Regions from separate parts of the Mus musculus genome. Here region 2 is linked to region 1. A link is a contact called in ENCODE Hi-C data. All regions are on one chromosome and are shown on one strand. Each heading gives the region's core, a stretch centred on a gene start or an enhancer-like site at or near the end of the contact. The rest is flanking DNA. Distances are from core to core; before and after follow the strand shown.

The links. Hi-C counts contacts between places; a loop is a spot of excess contacts on that map.
Region 2: a map of T-helper 1 cell shows a loop between it and region 1 (16-fold over the local background). The contact joins the enhancer-like site here to the promoter of Rubcnl in region 1. A Hi-C loop is called at or near these places in 2 of 37 maps with a recorded cell type or tissue (T-helper 1 cell and T-helper 17 cell).

Annotation. Positions count from the first base shown.
Region 1 is chr14:75,013,623-75,018,920 of GRCm38, forward strand. Rubcnl (RUN and cysteine rich domain containing beclin 1 interacting protein like) reads left to right here and starts at 2,405. Exons shown (of 14, transcript NM_198642.2): 1 at 2,405-2,544.
Region 2 is chr14:103,397,875-103,403,172 of GRCm38, forward strand. No RefSeq gene overlaps it. Among named protein-coding and RNA genes, the nearest start is that of Gm34758, 54 kb to the left of the region's middle. Within about 2 kb of position 2,119, at least 1 of the 3 ENCODE cell types and tissues checked has a DNase peak (open chromatin) inside an H3K27ac peak, as active enhancers do.

The DNA.
Region 1 (5,298 bases), core at 1,155-3,654:
CTCTTCTTAATCACCGCTAATTTCTTAGCTCCAGCTAACCAGTATCAATAGTCCCAGTAATGCCAAGGTTTTGCTTTAGTAGTTCTGGTATCTTGTTAATCATAGCTGATTCTTCAGCCCCAACTAGCCAGAACCACAGAATCTTCACAATCCAAAATAAGTATGGCCCTGAAAAGAGTCTTTAATGTTCCCTCTGAAATTTCACAAGCCAGGCCTCCAACGTCTGCACTGTTTTCAACATTTTCTTCCAACCTCCTACACAATGTCTGACAGAGCACTTAACACCGAATGGATCTTCTAGCCCAAAGTTCCAAAGTCCTTCCACAGTCCTCTCCAAAACATGGTCATGTTGTCACAGGAATACCCCACTATGCTGGTACCAATTTGTCTTAGTCAGGGTTTCTATTCCTGCACAAACATCATGACCAAGAAGCAAGTTGGGGAGGAAAGGGTTTATTCGGCTTACATTTCCATACTGCTGTTGATCACCAAAGGATGCAGGACTGGAACTCAAGCAGGTCAGAAAGCAGGAGCTGATGCAGAGGCCATGGAGGGATGTTTTTTACTGGCTTGCTCAGCCTGCTCTCTTATAGAACCAAGATTACCAGCCCAGAGATGGTCCCACCCACAAGGGGCCTTTCCCCCTTGATCACTAATTGAGAAAATGCCTTACAGTTGGATCTCGTGGAGGCATTTCCTCAACTGAAGCTCCTTTTTCTGTGATAACTCCAGCTGTGTCAAGTTGACACAAAACTAGCCAGTACAGATGGATTTCAATCGTGGGAGGTCAGAATGGCAGGTTCCATCCATCTGTTGGAGTGGGTGGTGGAGGCAAAGTCTTGTTCACATAGGAGCAGAGCAGGAAGCAGAAAGTTGTGGGATTGGGGCTGGGCTATAAACATGAAAGTCCCACTTTTAGTGACCTACTTCCACCAGCTCAGCTCTACTCCTAAAGGTTCCAGGGTCTCCCAAAATATCACCAGCTATTGGGGAACAATCTTAAAAACAAACAAACAAAACCTGTAGGGGACATCTCAGATTCAAACTTTCAGATTTCTTTATTATTTACTATATATAAGGAAGCCCAGTTCATATACTGTAGCTGTCTTCAGACACACCAGAAGAGGACATCAGATCTCATTACAGATGGCTGTGAGCCACCATGTGGTTGTGGGATTCGAACTCAGGACCTCTGAAAGAGCAGTCAGTGCTTTTAACTGATGAGCCATCTCTCCAGGCCCCAGATTCAAACTTTAATGTGCTCAGCATGACATTCACTGTAAGATTCTTTCTCCATGTCCTGTGCTCTGATTTCTCTCCTTTTAGATATTCCTGAATCAAGTTTCTCACATAGTCCCCTTTTCATAATTTGTCGGCTTATTTGATGCTTCATAGAAATTGGATATAAGGGCTGTCGAGAAGGTCCTGAGTTCAAATCCCAACAACCACATGGTGGCTCACAACCATCCGTAATGAGATCTGACACCCTCTTATGGAGTATCTGAGGATAGCTACAGTGTACTTATATATAATAAATAAATAAATCTTAAAAAAAAAGAAAGAAATTGGATATAAGATCTCCTGCCAGATACACCTACCTTAACAAGTCTGACTGTGCTATCTAGCTATGGGACCTCAGATGAGTTATACAACACTGTAAGCCACATATCCCTTAGCTTTGAAACAGATGATTTGTTTCCATCAGGGGTGGCTTCAAGGATACTTAAACAGAAAAGGAAGCAAGCTCAGCAGCCGAGCAACAGCATTAGCACTAACTTGCACTGTTTGTCTATTAACTTGTCTTGAAATAGTCTTGCCATGTAGCTTTTGTTGGCATCAAAGTTTCAATCCTTCTGCTTCCACACCAGCTCCTCTTTCTGACCTTTTAATGTCAGGTTTTCCCAGAGGGTGGTCAGATAACTCAGGATCTTTCCAGGTCTAACCCAGTGTAACCCCCAAGTAAACCGGCCACACGGGAAGGGGAAGACAATGATGGACAGCTAGTATTCAGCTGACTTTGTCTTATTGTTTTCTAACTTACTCCGAAGAGGCAACAACTAGTTAAGTTTAAACCATCCAAACTAGGATGCCCCAGGGACTGAAGGTGTTTCAGAGATGTTAAACAAATAATCCAAAATATCATTGTATTTGCTCCACGACCTGGACAAGTCAATGAACAAAACCAAGGGACCGTCAAAAGCGATGGAAGTAGGTTTTGAGAACGGAGCCCTGTAGGCGAAGCAGGGATCCATTTCCCAATTTTAGCAGAGATGACTTGGGATGCTGGAGCTGTGTGCAGGATTAAGAGTCCCAGTTCTTTCCCCAAAGAGCACCGTGCGCCACCTAGAGGAGCTGAGGGCAGTTGCACGTTCGAAGTCGAGAGAACTTCGGTTTCTATTGGTGAAAACTTTCTGTATTCGTTGGCAGCTTCTCTCTGCACCATCAGAACCTCGGAGCTGTTGGCACACGGAGGAGGTGATCCGAACCTGTCGCTGCCACGGGGCAAGGTGGCTATTTGGTGGATAAAACGGCCAGGAGGCGTAGGTAAGTCGCGGTCCCCGCGAGGTTCTCTGACTTGAGCTCCTACACATCCGAGTTGGGAGGTGGGGGGAGCCGCAGCTTGGGAGTTGGGGGCGGGGAGCTCATTTGTGCCAAGTTTGTTTTTCGTGTTTATTACACCCAGGGTTGGCGGGTCGGTGGCGTCCGAGGGCAGAGTGTGTCCGTGAGGCGTGGGTCTAAAGGCGCCCACTCGGGAGCGCGTCCCCGTGTCTCCGCGTTCTCGCAGTCTCAGGCTTCGCTTTCCCCGAGCTTTTCAGATCACGAGTGTCGCGGGCGGAGGGAAGCAAAGATAACTGGCGTCCCCGCAGCGTCCTGGCTGCATCCCTGTCCTAGCTGCCTGTCCTCAAGGCAGTGACCCCTGAAGGTGTCCTGAAGCAGCGCTGGCGAGCCCTACTGGCCTGCCTGCAGGAAGCAAGGCACAGTGCAGATGAGAAGCCCTGGGCTAGGGAGAGATGACTTAGGGTGACCCATGTTCCTGGAGGCGCTCAGGACAGTGTCATGGTTGCTTGGGAGCTGTGGGAAGTTGTCTCTGGAGAGAAGAGGACTTTTGCGGTGTGACTTTACAAAACAAGGGCCAGGAGAGGTAGCCAGGCATCCTCATTGCGGCAGGACAGAGACGAACCCAGGCGGTCCCCTGGCTCTTCTCAGTTCCTCAAAGGCATGAACCTTGAGAACCCCATCCTCATATCCAACTGCCCTGGACTTGTCAAGGTAGCTGAAAAACGTTTCGCCAATGTAAGCAAGCACACTCCACCTGAAGTCCGTCTACCTGCTGACCTGGAATTGAAGCAATTCCCTGACCCGGTGAGGGATTTGCCCGTGGAAGAGAGAATGCTTGAAAAGGGATATTACTCTAAATGAGAACGAAGGCTCAGAAAACAAAATCAAACAAACCAAAACCAAGCAAACAAAACAATATACCTCCCCATGTATTCTGGAGGTGCCCCTATGGCAAGTTACACTGCCAAGTGCTAGATCTTCAGTTGAAGTTGTGGTTCGAGAGAGCAAAGGTTTGGGGCCCAGTTAGTAAACTTGGGATTTCTTAGACAAGTCCCAAGTCCAAATAGTCGTCAAGGCACCTCCATGACCCCAGTTCCCTTGGTGAGAGGGGAGAACACAGGTTCCGTTCCCCTGAGAGTTAGAAAGATTAATGAACTGAAGGGACAGAGGTATCCTGGGAAAGCCTTACGTGTGGCCTTTACAAGAAAGTGACCAGCACTGTGGCCACAGCTCCTGTCTGCAGTGGCCAGCAGATGCTCCATGCAAGCTTGGTCTTTTCATAATTCCGTGTGGCAAGGGTCAAAGCACGTCTGTTTCTTCATTCCCCCCACCCCCAGCTCTCAGTTCCTCTTTGCCGTGCCACCTGACCCTGCTCCTCAAAATCTTTTATTATTAGATAATAGGAACTGTGTTGCCTGCAGTGGTGGTGCACACCTTTAATCCCAGCACTTGGGAGGCAGAGGCAGGCGGATTTCTGAGTTCGAGGCCAGCCTGGTCTACAACGTGAGTTCCAGGACAGCCAGGGCTATGCAGAGAAACCCTGTATCAAAAAAAAAAAAAAAAAAAAAAAAAAAAAAAAAAAAAAACCGACAATAACAACAAAAAGGAACTGTGTCTTCTCATTCATTTCTTCAGAATCTGTATAGAGTTGAGGAAGGGGTACGAGGAACGTTGATGGAATTTGAGTTTTACAGAACGAAGGCTTAGACACGATGAGTTTCGTTCTGTAATCTTGCATGATTTTAAAATTAGATTTATTTTATTTTATGTATTCGTGTTTTGTCTGCATGTATGTCTGTGTACCATGTGTGTGTCTGGTGCCTAAGGAGATCACAAGAAGGCCTCAGATCCTCCAGCGATAGATGACTGTGCGCCACCAGGTGGGTGCCAGGACTTGAACTTGTGACCTCTGCAAGAACAACACATGCTCTTAACTACTGAACCATTTCTCCAGCCCCCTTGTTTGTTTGTTTTCACACAGGCAGGAGTCTGTAGGAGTGATAGGCAAGTATTCAAGTAGAAAGAACTTCTTTTGATGGTAGGAAGCTAAGTCAAAGGTTAAAGAGTGACAGCAGCCTACCGGCCCATGCCCGGGTTCATCTGAATGCACACACATAACGCAACAGATTAATTTGAATAGTTTCCCTTGTCACTAAAAATAGATTCATAAGTCTAATGTAGAGATTGGCATGGTTGACTGTGCGACTGTTGACATCTAAGCAGTTCTTCTTAAAGAACCATTTATTCTCTCTGGAATAAACCTGAGCCACATGGGTGCCTGTCAGTCCCATTACATTACAAATGATCTCTGGCTGGTTTGTACATTTTAGTTAAGAGGAACTGAAGGGAGACTTAGAGGATGAGGAATAGATCAAGGGCTCCCTAACATCCGTCTCCTGGTGATCCGGGACCCACTCTGCAACAATGATGGCAGTAATAGCAAAGTTAACTTTTAGAGAACGCCGTGTGCCGGACGGAGGCACACATGCAACAATGCAGTAAGTTCCCACAGCAGACTGGAAGTTAAAATGAAGCACAGAGAGATTCTGTGCCTTGGCCAAGGTCACAGAGCTCATAAGTATCTTATCACTATCATAAAATTCCCTGACTGGGAAATGTGTGCGTGCCTGTATGTGCTCTCGTGTGCTGTGCTAGGCTTTATCCCATAGGCAGAGGTGGCCTGGGGGTTGAGAATGGAGACTCTGGAGCACGTGTTTCCAGGCTAAGATTCTCCAGAGT
Region 2 (5,298 bases), core at 869-3,368, about 28 Mb after region 1:
AGAGAGGAAAGGGAAGCTACTTAAGGAGCAGTGTAGAGATAGGAATAGATAGATGAGAAAGATAGAGGGAGGGAGGGAGAGAGAGACAGAGACAGAGACAGAGAGAGAGGTGAGCAGTTTTATAGAGACTGGGTTGTAGAGAGGACAAGCTAAATATAGATGAACACATATGAACCCGAGAATGAGAAGGGACAGATTAGAAAGGATTGCCAGAGTAAGTTTGAAGCCAAGCAGAGCATTCAGTCAGAAGCTGAGAGAGAAGTCAGAGCTCAGAGAGAACATGAAAGGGTGAGCTTATTCAGCAGTCAGCAGTCAGTCTCAGGGGCTAAAAACGTTCTAGGTATAGATCAGATTATACAGACACACATTCTCTCTCTCTCTCTCTCTCTCTCTCTCTCTCTCTCTCTCTCTCTCTCTCTCCCTCCCTCTCCCTCCCCTTCTCCCTCTCCCTCTCCCTCTCCCTCTCCCTCCCTCTCTCTCTCTCTCTCTTTCACACACACACACACACACACACACACACAAACACACACACACACACGAACATACATACACACAGTATGTGTGGGATAGCTTAAATTTTTTTTTAAAAGACAAGCTGAAAATTACAATCTCACAGAATTCTTCAGGACAATGGATAAATATTGACTGCATAATAGATAAAGCTGAGCATCATATGGTCATCAGTGAGAAGGGATACCATGATAGAACAGCATTACTCTCTCTGATCCAACAGTATCTATTTAGTACTAATAGAGGGAAACATAGAAAATGATAGCAGGAGCTTAATATGATATGAGTGGAAAGATCCTAATGGACAGATTGAGCATTTAATGGAAACTCCCAAGAGATGTAATGTTATTGCAATTCCAGCATGTAATCAGGGGACAAACAGCATAGGAGGAGAAAGAAATGTGTTTTCAATAGTCTAAACAACCCTGCATGTGTCAATCCCTGTTGAGAACATGTCATCTAAAAATACATTAAAAACCAGTATGTATAGGTACATTCTTAGGGAAGGAATACCTGAAAACAGAATGAAATTATGAAAACGATGTTTTATTTTTATTTTTCTTGCTGATGTGAGAGTGTGCACTCTACAAATTGCCCAAGGAAGCTAATATTTCTATTATTCTCATTGCTTACTTCAATATCATTAAAATGTTTTATTATTGTATAATGATATTATAATTATTCATAAGACAACACAGTGTCCCCAGGCATTCATTAGCATGTCAGGAATATTAGAAAAGCATAGACACATTGGTAGCTGTTTATACTAAAAACGTACTAAATCAATTTATACCAACTTAACTGTCTCTGGGTTTTGACGGTTGAAATACATTTTTTATAGCATCTCTGAGCTTGGCTAAGAAGATTGAAAGAAAATAAACAAAGTCTATTAATGCTCTCTCACCTAAATTGCTTCTCCAATCAATACTGATTTGCAAAATAATAGGCTGTCTCTCTTTATTAGACGTACAATATAATTTTGATATTTTCATTTTTGTGGGGGTTAACATACAAGGCCAACGTTTCATCACAGCATCTTCAAACACAAGCCATTACAATTTGCTCACGTTTATTCTCCTTCCTGTTAAGTTTTCTACTATATTTAATTTTCACTTACTTTGTGGCAATTTTGAAGGTGTGCAGTGAGCCAAAATACCTCATGATCTCCCCCAGAGTCCTCTTAATGAAGTATGAGTATAAGAACCGGGGATACAATATGCAGCTATTTCTAGCTTTTGTTAGCCAAAACAGCCTTCACTTTCAGTGGAGGGAAAAATGAAGACTGAGTATGTAGCATCCATGGGTCAGAATTATGTGCTTATATAATTTAGATTTCTAGAATCCAGCTTTATTTATCCAGATCTATGTTATGCTCTGTGTTGAACAAATGCAGCCAAAGCATTTAGGATTTAAACCAGGCTTCTCAAGGAGAGCTAAGTGTGGAGACATAGAGTATGTTAACAGAATTGACGGTTATTGTGAAAGATCAAAAAATAGTTGAGAGAAGGACCTCCCTGAGAACACACATAGGACCTGAACTGCTCTTGTTAAGTGCTTTGGTCATCCTTTAGGACACATCTAGGCGAGTGATATGAATACTTGATTGTTTCATAAATATACGCACCAGCAAATCCTCTTGGTCCTGTGATTCTCACAGACAGACTAGAAATAGCATTTTAAATAGTCTGTCACCAAGGCAATGAGTCAACCAGGAAACCATCTTGTAGATGTACAGAAAAAAAAAGTCTTATGTGCAAATATAGCCTTCATCTTTGGCAAAAATAAATTAACATGAGGGATAAGGTGGGCCTTAGTGTGGCTTAGGGTATACATTATTTGTGGTCTCTCAAATGTTTATGTGACTAAAAGACTCCATTCCAGGGTTGGAAGGTAATGAGCCTTTAAAAAGTGGGGTCACCTTAGTGTGGAGGTTAGTTTTTGTGGGACCCCTTGGTTGTTACTGTGTGAGCCCTTTGGATCCTGTGAAGGGTCATTGTAAAAGAAGCGAGCATGCTCCCTTGATCATCCTGTCTCCTTCCTGGATGGCGATATGATTATTGACTGACACGTGCTTGCACCAGCTAGTGCAGCCAAAGGCTTGGCCCAAGGTCTACGCTGTTTAGATTTCAAATCTTTAAACCATAAACTAGATAAGCCTTTTTTCTCATAACCATCTTGTGTCAGATGGTTCATAATTGTAATAAGGAGCTAATACAGGTCTAGTGAGGAAATTTGCTGTGTGGTATTGCATTTCCTTCTTAGTTTGTACTGTTTATATTTTATGCTTGATCTCTTTTGGGTCAGAGTTCCCATGATATCCACAAATCAAAATCACATGGTCTCAAACTTCTTCCCTAGGTATAAAGTAGAGTCATGAAATTCAAAATTATTATTTCTGAAAAGGCAGAATTGCAACCATGTCTGGTAATTATATTCATGAAATAATCACATTGTAAACATATCATCAATGCTTGCTGAATCATATCCATGACAGGATAGCACAGTGTTGACATGAAGATAATGTTAAACTATGGATTTCTCAAGGAAGAAAACACTGTTTTTTGATTTGTTTTGTTTTTAATTTTCAAGAATCTGTATCGTGTATTCAATGCTGAATTGGAGCTTGCTATATTCCTGGCAATGACCTTGATCTAATTTCACTATAGGAATTGTGCTAGCTGATTTTGTGTGTCAACTTGACATAAGCTGGAGTTATCAAAGAGATAGGAGTCTCCCTTGAGGAAATGCCTCCATGAGATCTGGCTGTAAGGCATTTTCTCAATTAGTGATCAAGAGTGAGAGGGCCCATTGTGGATGGTGCCATCCCTGGGCTGATAGTCCTGCGTTCTATAAGAAAGCCATTGAGCAAGTCAAGTGAAGTAAGCCAGAAAACAGCATTCCTCCATGACTTCTGCGTCCATCCTGCCTCCAAGTTCCTACCTTGTATGAGTTCCTGTCCTAACTTCCTTTGGTGATGAACAGCAATGAGGAAGTATAAGCTGAATAAACCCTTTCCTCCCCAATTTGCTTCATATGTCTTAATGTTTTGTACAGGAATAGAAACTCTGACTAAGACAGGGTTGCCCCATCACTGGCTTTATCCCATGCTCGGTGTAGATCCTAAGGGCTTCATGCATGCTAAGCAAACATTCTACCAAATGAGCTATGTCCCCAGCCCTTAATGACATTTTTGTATACAGTATACATAGTAAGCTTGACATAGGAAAAGAGAAGAGCCTATATTTGTGAGATTGAAGTGTAATGTCCTATCTTTAAGCCAATGGACTATTACTTTTTAATTACATTTTTAAAACACATTCACTTTACATCCTGCCCACTGCCCCTCTCCCAGTCACCCCGTCTCCCATCTTAGAATGCTAGGTAGCTCACATCTTGTTAATGCCCTCAGAAGTCAGCACTGTGGTAAAGCCTGCTGTTTTGCATCGTGGTCTGTTCTATTTAGATAAGATTTCACACAGTGGACTCCTGTACCAGAATCTCTTTGCAGGTCAAGTAGAGTTTATCTTGAATGCTTGGGACCAAATGTTTTGGGATTTGGTATTAAAATTTTTCTACTGTTTTGATACACATTATAAGATATTTGGGGATTTATTGAAGCCTACACAAAATCCACTCATCTTTGTTTAACACAAACCTCCTACATTATGCATAAAGATAATTTCCCAGAATGCACCAGGCTGATGCACATATGAACTCACAGAGACTCTGCACAAATTGAAGCCAGACACAATCCCAAGGCAGAGAAGGGGAAGTGAACCCAGTCCCACTGTAACTGAGAAGATAGTTGCCGTAGACGTAGACAGCAGCTGGGAAGGGAAATTGGTTTTCTCCAATGTAGGGACAATGGGTGTCTCAGCCACACTCCAGGGCAGACCTCATGTGCAGGAGTAGCTTGCCAGCACAAAACAGGCTTAATGGTCTTTGATGACCTGTTTTGTTGTTGTTGTTGTTTTTATGGCTAGTGTTGTGGTTCTTGGTTTTTTGGGGGGGGTGGGGGGGGGGTAAAAGAGGGAAGGAGGAGTGGGAGTGGAAGGGAGAGGAAGAGGAGAGGGAAAAGAGGAAGTGAGGTAGGGAGGTGAGGAAGATCTGGGAGAACTTGGGTGGAAGGGACAGAGTATAATCAAAATATATTTTAGGAAAAATTTAAAAATGTAAAAAGAGTGTGAGGTGCAGATCTATGCAGGTGTCACTTTGGGGATCTCTGTTCTGCCCTAGTCATTGGCTTGCTCATCTTCACATCAAAAGCACCCTGTTGCCCATTATGTAAAATGTCCCTTGCTTCTACTCTCTACTCAATAGGCCGTTTTGAGTCCTATACTCCCCTAAGTATGTGACTGTAATTAAGGATAACTGCCAACTAGGTTTTAGGGTAAGGTTTTTGTGGTTTGTTTTTGTTTTTGTTTCTGTTTTTGCTTTTGTTTTGTTTTTTTTTAGCATAGTTAAGGACCCTATTGGAATCAAAGCTGTATGTCTTGCCAATACTCAAATATGGCTGCCTGATTGCTGGCTGGGCTGTCATTAGTCAATATGCATGACTAAACAAAGCCTCTTGGGAAGCTACTCATACTTAGGAGGAGAGTCAGGACAGAAAGCTCACCCTAACAGATGCAGGAGAGGGAGCACTGATTTTTATCAGAGCACCCCATTACCTTTTCTGTTCTGGTCCAGGTCTCACAGTGGAAGATAAAGTATCCCCAGATTTTCTCATCTCTTGAAGATGTGTGGACACTAAGAATCTCTATTTTGGTCTCTAGGCACAGAGCAAAG